Regions from separate parts of the Homo sapiens genome. Here region 2 is linked to region 1. A link is an interaction called in ENCODE POLR2A ChIA-PET data of the cell type or tissue named here. Cell type or tissue: MCF 10A. All regions are shown on one strand.

What was found. Peaks named below come from ENCODE experiments on the same cell type or tissue, not always from the same donor. Only the 100,000 strongest peaks of a DNase experiment are listed, where the experiment ranks them.
Region 2: POLR2A ChIA-PET joins it to region 1 with 18 read pairs; 2 of 35 experiments call an interaction of 5 or more read pairs at or near these places.

Annotation. Positions count from the first base shown.
Region 1 is chr10:75,356,722-75,361,721 of GRCh38, reverse strand. It overlaps ZNF503-AS1 (ZNF503 antisense RNA 1), which reads right to left. Exons shown (of 4, transcript NR_038226.1): 3 at 3,015-3,212; 4 at 44-1,101. It also overlaps a transcript of ZNF503 not described here. Among named protein-coding and RNA genes, the nearest start is that of ZNF503-AS2, 42 kb to the left of the region's middle. In MCF 10A, no CTCF peak of the experiment used is centred here; a DNase peak (open chromatin) is centred at 2,531.
Region 2 is chr10:75,249,059-75,254,058 of GRCh38, reverse strand. No RefSeq gene overlaps it. Among named protein-coding and RNA genes, the nearest start is that of COMTD1, 16 kb to the right of the region's middle. In MCF 10A, no CTCF peak of the experiment used is centred here; DNase peaks (open chromatin) are centred at 288 and 2,888.

The DNA of each region.
Region 1 (5,000 bases):
GATGATGTAACTAGGGAAAAAGACACACATCTGAAAAGAAATTAACAATGTAAATGATTTAATGGTCACCTGAGTGGTGTATTTGAGGAGTACAGGTTTCCTTGTAGGATTTTTTTTTTAAGGCATCCATTGAGAAAAAAGAAATGAACACTATCAGAGAAGAATCCTGATGGAGATACTGTTTTGGGCTAGAGGTATTGAAGACCCCTTAAGATAAAAAATGCATGACTTGGCTCTTCCCTCAGAGAGCTCATACTAGGTGTTCAATTCACATTGGTTTCTGAATGGCTTGAAAACAATGATATCCATTCTCAGAGGGCTGAGACTGGATCTAGAATTGGCACTTCAATGCTTGGCAGTACTTTTGATCTTCTAATATGCCCTCTTGTTTTCCAGAACAATATTGACAACGATAATTCATTGAAAATTTACATCAGACCCTGTGCTAAGCCTGCATTATTTTACTGAATTTTAAAACAACACTAAGAGGAAAGTACCTTTATGATTCTATTGAGAGATGACAGAAGAAACTAAGTCTCAGAGTGAGTCTTACCCAACTTAGTAAGAGCTGGGATTATAACTGGACCTCCCTGCCTGCAAAGCCCATCCTATATTGTCTGCCTCTCCAAATCACAGTAACAGGGGTCAGAGGAGTAAAACATTGTATTCAAGGACACAGAGCCTCTGGCTTCAGGCCCTGCTGTCTCCTGCACCACAGTGAGCAGCTCTTGGTTTTTTGTGTGTATTATCCCAGGAGAGGTCTCCCCACACCCAAGGGCCTGTCTCTCTCTCTACCTTCAACTAGTCTGAGGCCAGGAAGAATATCTTCTCACTCTAAGGTATGTCAAATCATGGTTGAACACAACTAAGATCTTAATAACAGTAAATTCATTGACCCAAATGGATTCTGAGCCTAATTTGAAGATTCTCCATGGATTTGATTTCTCTGTGCTTGGATGCTGTAGGTTGATTGCCCTTGAAGAATAGTTAGGCTGGGATGAGTTACTTGTTGGGTTCTTCTCCGGTTTGACCTGGTAAAGCTTCAGAACAGGCCTCTATAGAACATTACCTTCCAAAGTCTAGAGAATGGGCCAAGCCCACCTGTGGGGGAAGAAAGACAGTAGCAATCAACTCTGAATTCTTCAGGCTGGGTTCAGGGACAGATAGGGGTGGACTTCCAGCAGCCTAAGCAGGGCCAGGAATAGGGAGAGGAGAGAGGCACCTGGGGTACAAAATGTAAGGAGGCACCCACTCTCAGAGTCGCACAAGTGCAAACCTGAAAAACAAGGGCCCCCAGGCCGGTCACGGTGGCTCACGCCTGTAATCCCAGCACTTTGGGAGGCCGAGATGGGTGGATCACGAGGTCAAGAGATCGAGACCATCCTGGCTAACACGGCGAAACCCCATCTCTACTAAAAAAAATACAAAAAAACATTAGCCAGGCGTGGTGGCGGGCGCCTGTAGTCCCAGCTACTAGGGAGGCTGAGGGAGGAGAGTGGCGTGAATCCAGGAGGCAGAGCTTGCAGTGAGCGGAGATCGAGCCACTGCACTCCAGCCTGGGTGACAGAGCGAGATTCTGTCTCAAAAAAAAAAAAAAAAAAAAAAAAGAAACCTTTGGCAGCCATCCAACATCCTTAACCATCTTTTCCTTTCCATTTCTCAGCTCTGCGTTCCTTGATATTCTGCTTGGGCACAGACTAGCTGAAGGGAGACAGAGAGTCTCTTGGGCCTGGGTAATAAACACACCTAAAAACCAAGAGCTTCTCATTGCAGGGCAGGAGACAATAGGGGCCTGAAGTCAGAGGCTGTCCCTCGGGAGCAAATGAAGTGATTGGCTTCACTCTCAGGTTCCTGAAGCCTCTCCCAGGTGAAGACAAGAGGGTTACTAGCAGCTCCAGGCTTACTTCTGGCCAGTCCCAGGGGAAAAAGAGAGCTCCTCCTTCCCAGGAGCTGCAGCAATAGCTTTCACTGGCCCAGCCCAAGTCTAATGCCCATGGCTGAAATGATCACTGTGGCTGGGGACTAACCTGCCCTGAATGGTTAGCTCTACTCATGGGCTGACTCCTGGGGACCCCAGACATTCAACCACATTTGGAACCACATAGATTTAGTGAAGATGTGGGTTCTCCAAAGGAGAATCTGGTTGCTCTTGTAGGAGGGATGGGTGCTGAACAGGCAAACTCAAGAGCAGTCAACTCAACAGCCGGAGATGCTTCTAAAACTCTGGCTTCTCTGGAGGCCCACAGGACTCTTGCCCAAATCTGCGTTATTTGTGGGCCTCCTCTGTAGGCTTTCCTAAGGCATGAAATGCTTAAAATGCTTCTTGCTCATCTTTAGCCACCTAACCCTCTTCCCTAAGGCTCTGGCCAATGACTTGTGCATTACAGTCACTCAGGAAGAATTTGCTGATGTTATGAAAGAATGAATGAGGAACTGTGCTGGGGCTGGGCCCAAAACTTTTATTAACTGCAGGGTTAAAAGCTATCGAGGGTCAGGGGCACCACAAAGGGGCAGAGGGAGTGAGTCAATTAACACCTGCCTTTTTATTTCCAAATCGAATTGTTGCATGAGGTTTGGGGATGATGTAACCACTCTGCAGTGTTGGGGCAGGATTTATGAGCTAGGGTATGTGGAGCAATGGTCTGAGCAGGCAGCTGGTGAGAGGCACTTACCCTGACTGCCCTCACTTGGAATCCTCCCGAAAATAATAGCTGTATGATATGAAGGCATCTTGGCAGAAGGACCGCTGCACCCAGGGTGGACCGGAGCTGAATCACTTTTTCCTGGGTTGGTATGGAAGGGTGTCCAGCTCAGGCATGGCTTCGTGTTGGGAGGGGAAAGGAGTGGGAATGTGGCAGGGTGGAGAATGAAGGGGCAGGCAGGATAGCATGTTAGCGCAGCCTTAGGGCCCGGGAATGGGGACATGCGCCATTGGAGTCATCCTAGGTTGAGTAGGGACTGGCATTAGCTAACACAGGGAGTCCATTTGTTAAAATCCATTCATTGTCTCCTACCTGAGAGGAGCAGGATTAACCTCTGCTGGAAGTTTCTGGGAATGTGGTTGGCACTGTACGAACTCGCTCACCACTCCATGGCCTGCTGTAGGGCTCGGGAGGGAGGAAGGAAGGCAGGCCTCCCCTCCTGCCTTTCCCACCAGTGCTTGGGTCCAAACAATGAATTTTCGACTGGGTCATTAAATGCTGATTAAAGTACTGGAGAAAAGAACAAAAGAAAAAACCAACATCAAGTGTTGTATGTACATACACGCTCTCACCCCAGGCCCCCCTTTCCCTTTCTCAAGCTGCCTCAAAGTTCGTTCCAACCCTCCATTGGAAATGCTATAAAAGGCCAGGTTAATTAAGTCCTATATATTACCAGCACAAACACTTCCAACTTTATTCCGGTGGCTCGGTGAGTGAGGAGGAGGCCGGGCAAGGTCCAGGCAGCTCAGGGTAATAAAACAGAAGACTCAATTACCTTGTACATTTGCAGTTTTATAAAATCATTTAAAGTTCTGCCAATGAAAAGCACAGTGGAGAGGCACTGGAATTCTGACATCCAGCAAAAGCTTAGGGAACCAGGATTCCCTTAGAGTTGTCACAGATAGCAAAGTCATCCTGGCCATCTCCCTCTTCCCTGGGCAGGAAAGTTCTCTCCATAGAGTGGCCCACGGCAAAATATGGAGGAAGGAAAAAAGGAAAGGGACTCTCCAATGGTGCACTGAGCACCCACTGGGTCTGGAGGGCTGTGCTAGTGCCTTACATAACTCACTGGGGTAGGTATTATCCCCATTTCCAGATGAGGAGACTCAGGCTGCAGAATGAGTCTTTGGTGTCTAACCAAGAGAGACCCAACACCCAGAGCCTGTGCGCCTCGCCTGTTATATTCCAATTCCTGCCCCTCCCTTTAAGCTACCAGGCCTGCTAGCTGCATATCATGGCCCAATATTAGAGGACAGTCTCTGGAGCCCATGGGCCTGGATTCAAATCCCAATTCTACCACATCTTAGCTGTGTGCTCTTGGGCAAATTACTTAACATCTCTGGGCCTTAGAGAAATTACTTTCCTCATTTGCGCCATTCAATCTGCTAACAATGCCATCAGAAAGGTACTAATATCATTTTCACAATGCTGCATAAAATGCTTGGAGTCCAGAATATGATATATATTGGTTATTATTGTGATTAGTTATTTTCTTTCTTTTTGAGACAGAGTCTCGCTCTGTTGCCCAGGCTGGAATGCAGTGATGCCATCGTGGCTCTCTGTAGCCCCAACCTCCTGGGCTCAAGCAATCCTCCCACTTCAACCTCCCGAGTAGCTGGGACAACAGGCATGCACCACCATGCCCAGCTAATTTTTTTTTTTTTTGTAAAGATGGAGCCTCACTATGTTTCCTAAACTAATCTTGAACTCCTAGGCTCAAGCAGTCCTCAAAGCTCTGCCCCCCAAAGTGTTGGAATTACAGGTGTAAGCTACTGTGCCCGGCCCTATTGTGATTATGATGCTAGCTATACCTCTACTTGTCTTGACCCACTCATTCTGCTTTCCAGTATAATAGCCAGTGAACCAGCTATACAAACCATGCTCCTGTGCTTAAAAAAAAAAGGGGTTAGAGGAGTTCTCCCAACTTCTTTCTCTATACCACAGTGACCTAATTCACACACAGATTCTCCCATTTCCAAGTCTTACGGAAGGGCAGGAATCTATTTCCAATTGAGGAACCCTGTTTTTTCTTGTGGGATGAACAAAAACAAGAGCTATATATAAATAAAAAAACAACTTGTTTTCTTCTTCAATAAATAGAAACTGTTCGACACGCCTACACCTTGAGAAATGGGAGTAAAAACCTTCCATTCAACAGCAGCCTCCCGGGGGAGGAGTTATTCTCTGGGCTATAGCCACAGTGACCCAGAGCAATGTTTCCCAGGAGGCTGGAGAGAATTAAGCCCAAAGTTCTCTCATCTTGATAAAATCTGTCAGGGCCTCAATGGGAGAACCTGG
Region 2 (5,000 bases), 110 kb after region 1:
TTAACCTGTTTCATACTTTCCATTTTTCTATGCTGTATTATGTGTAATTTTTTCAGATCTATCTTCCAGTTTACAAATTCCACCTCCAGCTGTGTCTATTCAATTATTTAACTGTGTCATTGAGTTTTTAATTTCATACCTGATATATTTAAATTTCTAGAAGCTCTGTTTGGTTCTTTTTTAAATCTTCCTGGTAATTTTTAAGACCTCTTGCTTCTTTCTTGTGCCTCAGAAGCTGTGGAGGTTTCAGGCGGCCCAGTGAGGTAGATGTCCTCAGGGTGTGCAGCAGTTTCACAATCACTTACTTCCTGGACTGATGTTTCCAGTTCATTTCTGGCCTCTGGTAATTCCCTTACCTTCTTAAAGGCTCTTCCATTAACTGAAGGGATTTCAAAAGTAATTTTTCTAGCATTGTTAGATGTTTTGCAGCTAATAGATTTGTGTGTCTTTAGTCATCATATAGATTTAAATCCAATTTGTTCCTTTTCCAATGTTCATGCTTTCAGCAAATAACTATGAACCACCTACTTTGTGCCAAGAACTTCTGAGAATTTAGTGGGGAGCAAGACTGAGCCTGTCCCTCCCCACAGGGTCATTTACAGTCTATGGGGAAGCCCAACACTTAACCAGGCAACTGCACCTCACAGTTAATCAGTGTTCTGATGGAGTAAGCATTAGTAAACAACACCATTCTGAGATATGTAGAGGCCAGAAACACTCTAATATTCAAATTGGTTCTCTTTCTATAAAAATTCAACATTTATTTAAGAGAAAGGACTATCCCACAAAGCAAAACCCAGGTTCTTTTCCTACTTTAGAAGGCATTAGGGAAGCTGTCTGTTATTATTCAACTACATGTTGCTATTGAAACATACACTTTTTAGGGGGAAGATCTGGTGCCCCACCTCAACCCCAAACTACTCAGAAAATAAATTATTCCAGCCACGTACAGTAGCCTCCCAGAGGATGTTCTGGTAAATTTTTTTCATCTCACTACATTTACACTGGTATTTTAGTTGCTGCCCCAGCCATCCCTTACTTCCAGTGTTCTGGGTAACTACTGCTGCATAACAAAGCACTCCAAAACAGTGGCTTCAAATGATAACTGTCTGTTCTGGATTGAATTGTGTCCCCCCAAAAGATATGCTGAAGTCCTAACTCCCAGTACTTCAGAATGTGAACTTATGTGGAAATACAATCATTGTAGATGTAATGAGTTAAGATTAGGCATACTGGGATAGGGTGAGGCATATTGGATTAGGGAATCCAATATGACTTGTATACTTATAAGAGGAGGGAAATTTGTACACAAAGACACACAGAGAACACAAGTGAAGATGGAGGCAAAGGTTGGAGTGATACAGCTACAAGCCAAGGGATGCCAAGCATTACCTACCACCAGAAGGTGAGAGAAGGGCCTGGAACAGAATTACCCTCAGAGGCCAGGTGCAGTGCCTCATGCTTGTAATCTCAGCACTTTGGGAGGCCAAGGCGGGCAGACCACCTGAAGTCAAGAGTTCAAGACCAGCCTGGCCAACATGGTGAAACCCCATCTCTACTAAAAATACAAAAATTAGCCAAGCAGGGTGGTGTGCACCTGTAGTCTCAGCTACTCAGGAGGCTGAGATAGGAGAACCGCTTGAACCCAGGAGGCAGAGGTTGCAGTGAGCCAAGATCACACCACTGCACTCCAGCCTGGGCAACAGAGTGAGACTCTATCTCCAAAAACAAAAACAAAACCCAAAAAAAGAATTACAAATTACCCTCAGAACCCTCAGAAGGAGCCAACCCCACCAACACCTTGACTTCAGATCTGGCCTCTGGAACTGTGATAAAATTAATTTATGTTGTTTTACCCAATTTGTGTTTTACCTAGGAAGGCCTTGAAAACTAATACCCTATCATTTTATTCTGCTCATGAATTTGGAGGTTACCTGGACACAACTAGGCAGTTCTCACTCTGGACCTCACACATGGCAGACAGCTCCAGAGTGGCTGGGGCTGGGACTGTGTCATCTCAAGGGCTTCTTCATGAGTGTGTCTGACACCTGGGCTAGAAAGACTCAAACAGCAGGGGCTGAATGAATTGGGGCCCCTGTCTGCCTCTTACTTTGTGTGGTCTCTACACATGGAGGCCTCCACAGGGGAGATGGACTTCTTACAGGACACCTGATGGCTCTCAGATCAAGGGCTCAAGAGAATCTGGGAGATGCGATGTGACCTTTTCTAACCCAGCCCCGGAAGTCACACGGCATCACTTCCACTACATTCTGTTCAAAAAGGCTGTCGTAGAGGCCTTTCTTGTCTGATCAGATTAGTTCAAGGTAAGGGACGTAGACTCCATCTCCTCATGAGATAAGTGTCTAAAAATTCTGTTTTTTGTTTGTTTGTGTTGTTTGTTTGTTTTCCTGAGACGAAGTCTTGCTCTGTCACCTAGGCTATAATGCAGTGGCATGATCTCTGTTCACTGCAATCTCTGCCTCCCTGGTTTAAGGAATTCTCCTGCCTCAGCCTCCCGAGTATCTGGGATTACAGGCACATGCCACCACACCCAGCTAATTTTTGTATTTTTAGTAGAGACAGGGTTTCACCATGTTAGCCAGGTTGGTCTCGAACTCCTGACCTCGTGATCCACGCCCACCCCTCCTTGGCCTCCCAAGGTGCTGGGATTACAGATGTGAGCCACCATGCTGGGCCGAATTCCCTGACATGCTTTAAACCCCCACAACAGCTCCGTAAGGAGACATCTGGCCCGAGGGATTGGGGAAAGCTCTGTGGAAACAGCAATGTCTGCCAGCCTGAAGTCATAGGCATGAGGCATTAGACAGGTGAGCAGGGCAAGTTCCAGAGAGAGGAGCCACTCCCCTTCTACCCCCAGCCCTGCGCCTCCTGACTAATGCTGGAAAACTGCTCCTTCCTTTCCTCACCCACCAGCCCCAGGCTCAGTACTTCAGCTGAGGGCACTGGCTGTATGCCAGGCCCTGAAGGCATATGATCCAGCCCCTCCCCAGTTATTGCCCAAGCCAAAAGTCATCACTGGGATCCTCTCTACCTGCTACCCAAGCCAAAGGCCAACCCCAGGCTCCTCTCTGCCCACTGCCCAGGCCAAAGGTCATCCCTAGGCTCCTCTCTGGCCACTGCCCAAAGGCGGTGGAGGCGAAGCTCAGGTGCTTTCTGTGCCTTCATGAGTGTATCCGACACCTGGGCTAGAAAAAGGACACAGGCCCTCCTTTTTTTCCCTAGTCTAAGGCCATTCCTGCCCCTGCCTTCCCCATGAATCTGGGGCAGCCCTCAGAGAGGGCTCCCTACACACACAACAACCACCCAGGGTTTGGGGAATCAGTTGCAGGGTCTGGAGCAGTTACTCTCCCCCTGCTCACCCCACTGTGGCTCTCAAATTCTCTGCCTTCTGAAGGACCTCTTCGAATCTCCCTACCCTACTAGGTCACCTACTCGTCAGTGTCTGGACTGAGATTCAATGTCAGGCCTGTCAAACTCTAACCTGAGATCCTCTCTTCTCCCATCTTCTCACCCTCCTCCTTCTCTACTCTTTCTCCTGCTGTTTTTCCCTCCTTTCCTCTGTCTGTCTGTTTTTGTGTCCCTGAGCTCTTTCTTTCTTTTGCTATAACACCTCCCCGAAAGAGGGGCTGTTTAGAGGCCAGAATTATCTCTGAGTTGGGTTTGGGTTTCTCCACAGTCATTGGTACCAGAATCTGGCCACACTCATTAGGGAAAGTCCATCGAGGAATGCACCATGGTGACTTGCTGCCTCCCCTCTACTCCACAATGGCTTTTCCTGGGTCTTTAGTCTGAGACCCAGAGTGGGATGGATAGAGAAAGAGAGAAGGCCAAAGACCAGAATGGCAAGGGAGGAGGTTATGCCCCATGGTCAGACTATGATAGGACAGATGCAATGAAGGAGACAGAAATTAAATTCTTACCAATAATCAAATCATCCCAACCTAAAAGCTCCTGCCCAAAGAGGCACTGCCACTTGCCAGCTGACATTAACTATGTCACTTCATTTCTCTGAGCCAATAATAATCCCCTCCCTAGAGGGTTGCTATTACAATTCAGTGTGATAAGGACAGTTGATTCCATTTGGAATGCTTTGGGCTGCAAATAGCAGAAGAGTCAACCAAGACTTGCTTGAGCAATATAGATATTTAATTATTTCATATAGGAAGTAAGGGTCTTCAAGCTTGGTGCAATGATTCAGAAATGCCAGCGAAAACCCAGCTTCTTTTTATGTTTCTGCTTCACTATTCTTAGCTTGTTGTTTGCATGCCATGCTCTTTCCTCATGGTTGAAAGCTAGCTGCTGCAGCCAGCCCAAGGTATCACATCCAAGAAAAGGAGAGGAAGGCTGGGCGCAGTGGGTCACGCCTGTAATCCTAGCACTTTGGGAGGCCAAGGTGGGCAGATCGCTTGAGGTCAGGAGTTCGAGACCAGCCTGGCCAACATGGTGAAACCCCGTCTCTACTAAAAATACAAAAATCAGCTGGGCATGGTGTTGCAGGCCTGTAGTTCCAGCTACTCAGGAGGCTGAGGTGGGAGGATTGCTTGAACCTGGGAGGTGGAGGTTGCAGTGAGCCAAGATTGCATCACTGCACTCCAGCCTGGGAGACAGCTGTGTCTCAAAAAGAAAAAGAGAGACAGAAGAGGGAAATTAATAATAATAATAAACACCCCTTCAGGTGAAGAACTCATTGCAGGTGATCCAAGAACCCCACACTGAGAAATTCTGCCCTGTGGTGTGATCACCTGATTGGATGCTCATTCTCATCTCAGATGCTTTTGCATTGTGAAAACTCCTTCGAGGAAAAAGTGATGCCCCAGTGGCAGAATTCCATGTGCCTGTGGGGCTAGGCGGGGGAGGGAGAAGGCTTCCTGGCACCTCAGGTCACGTCACAGAACTTCAGAGCTGGAAGGGACCCTGAAAGATCCTCCTGCCAACCAATCACACAGATGGGGAAACTGAGGCCCAGGGCAGACCAGTGA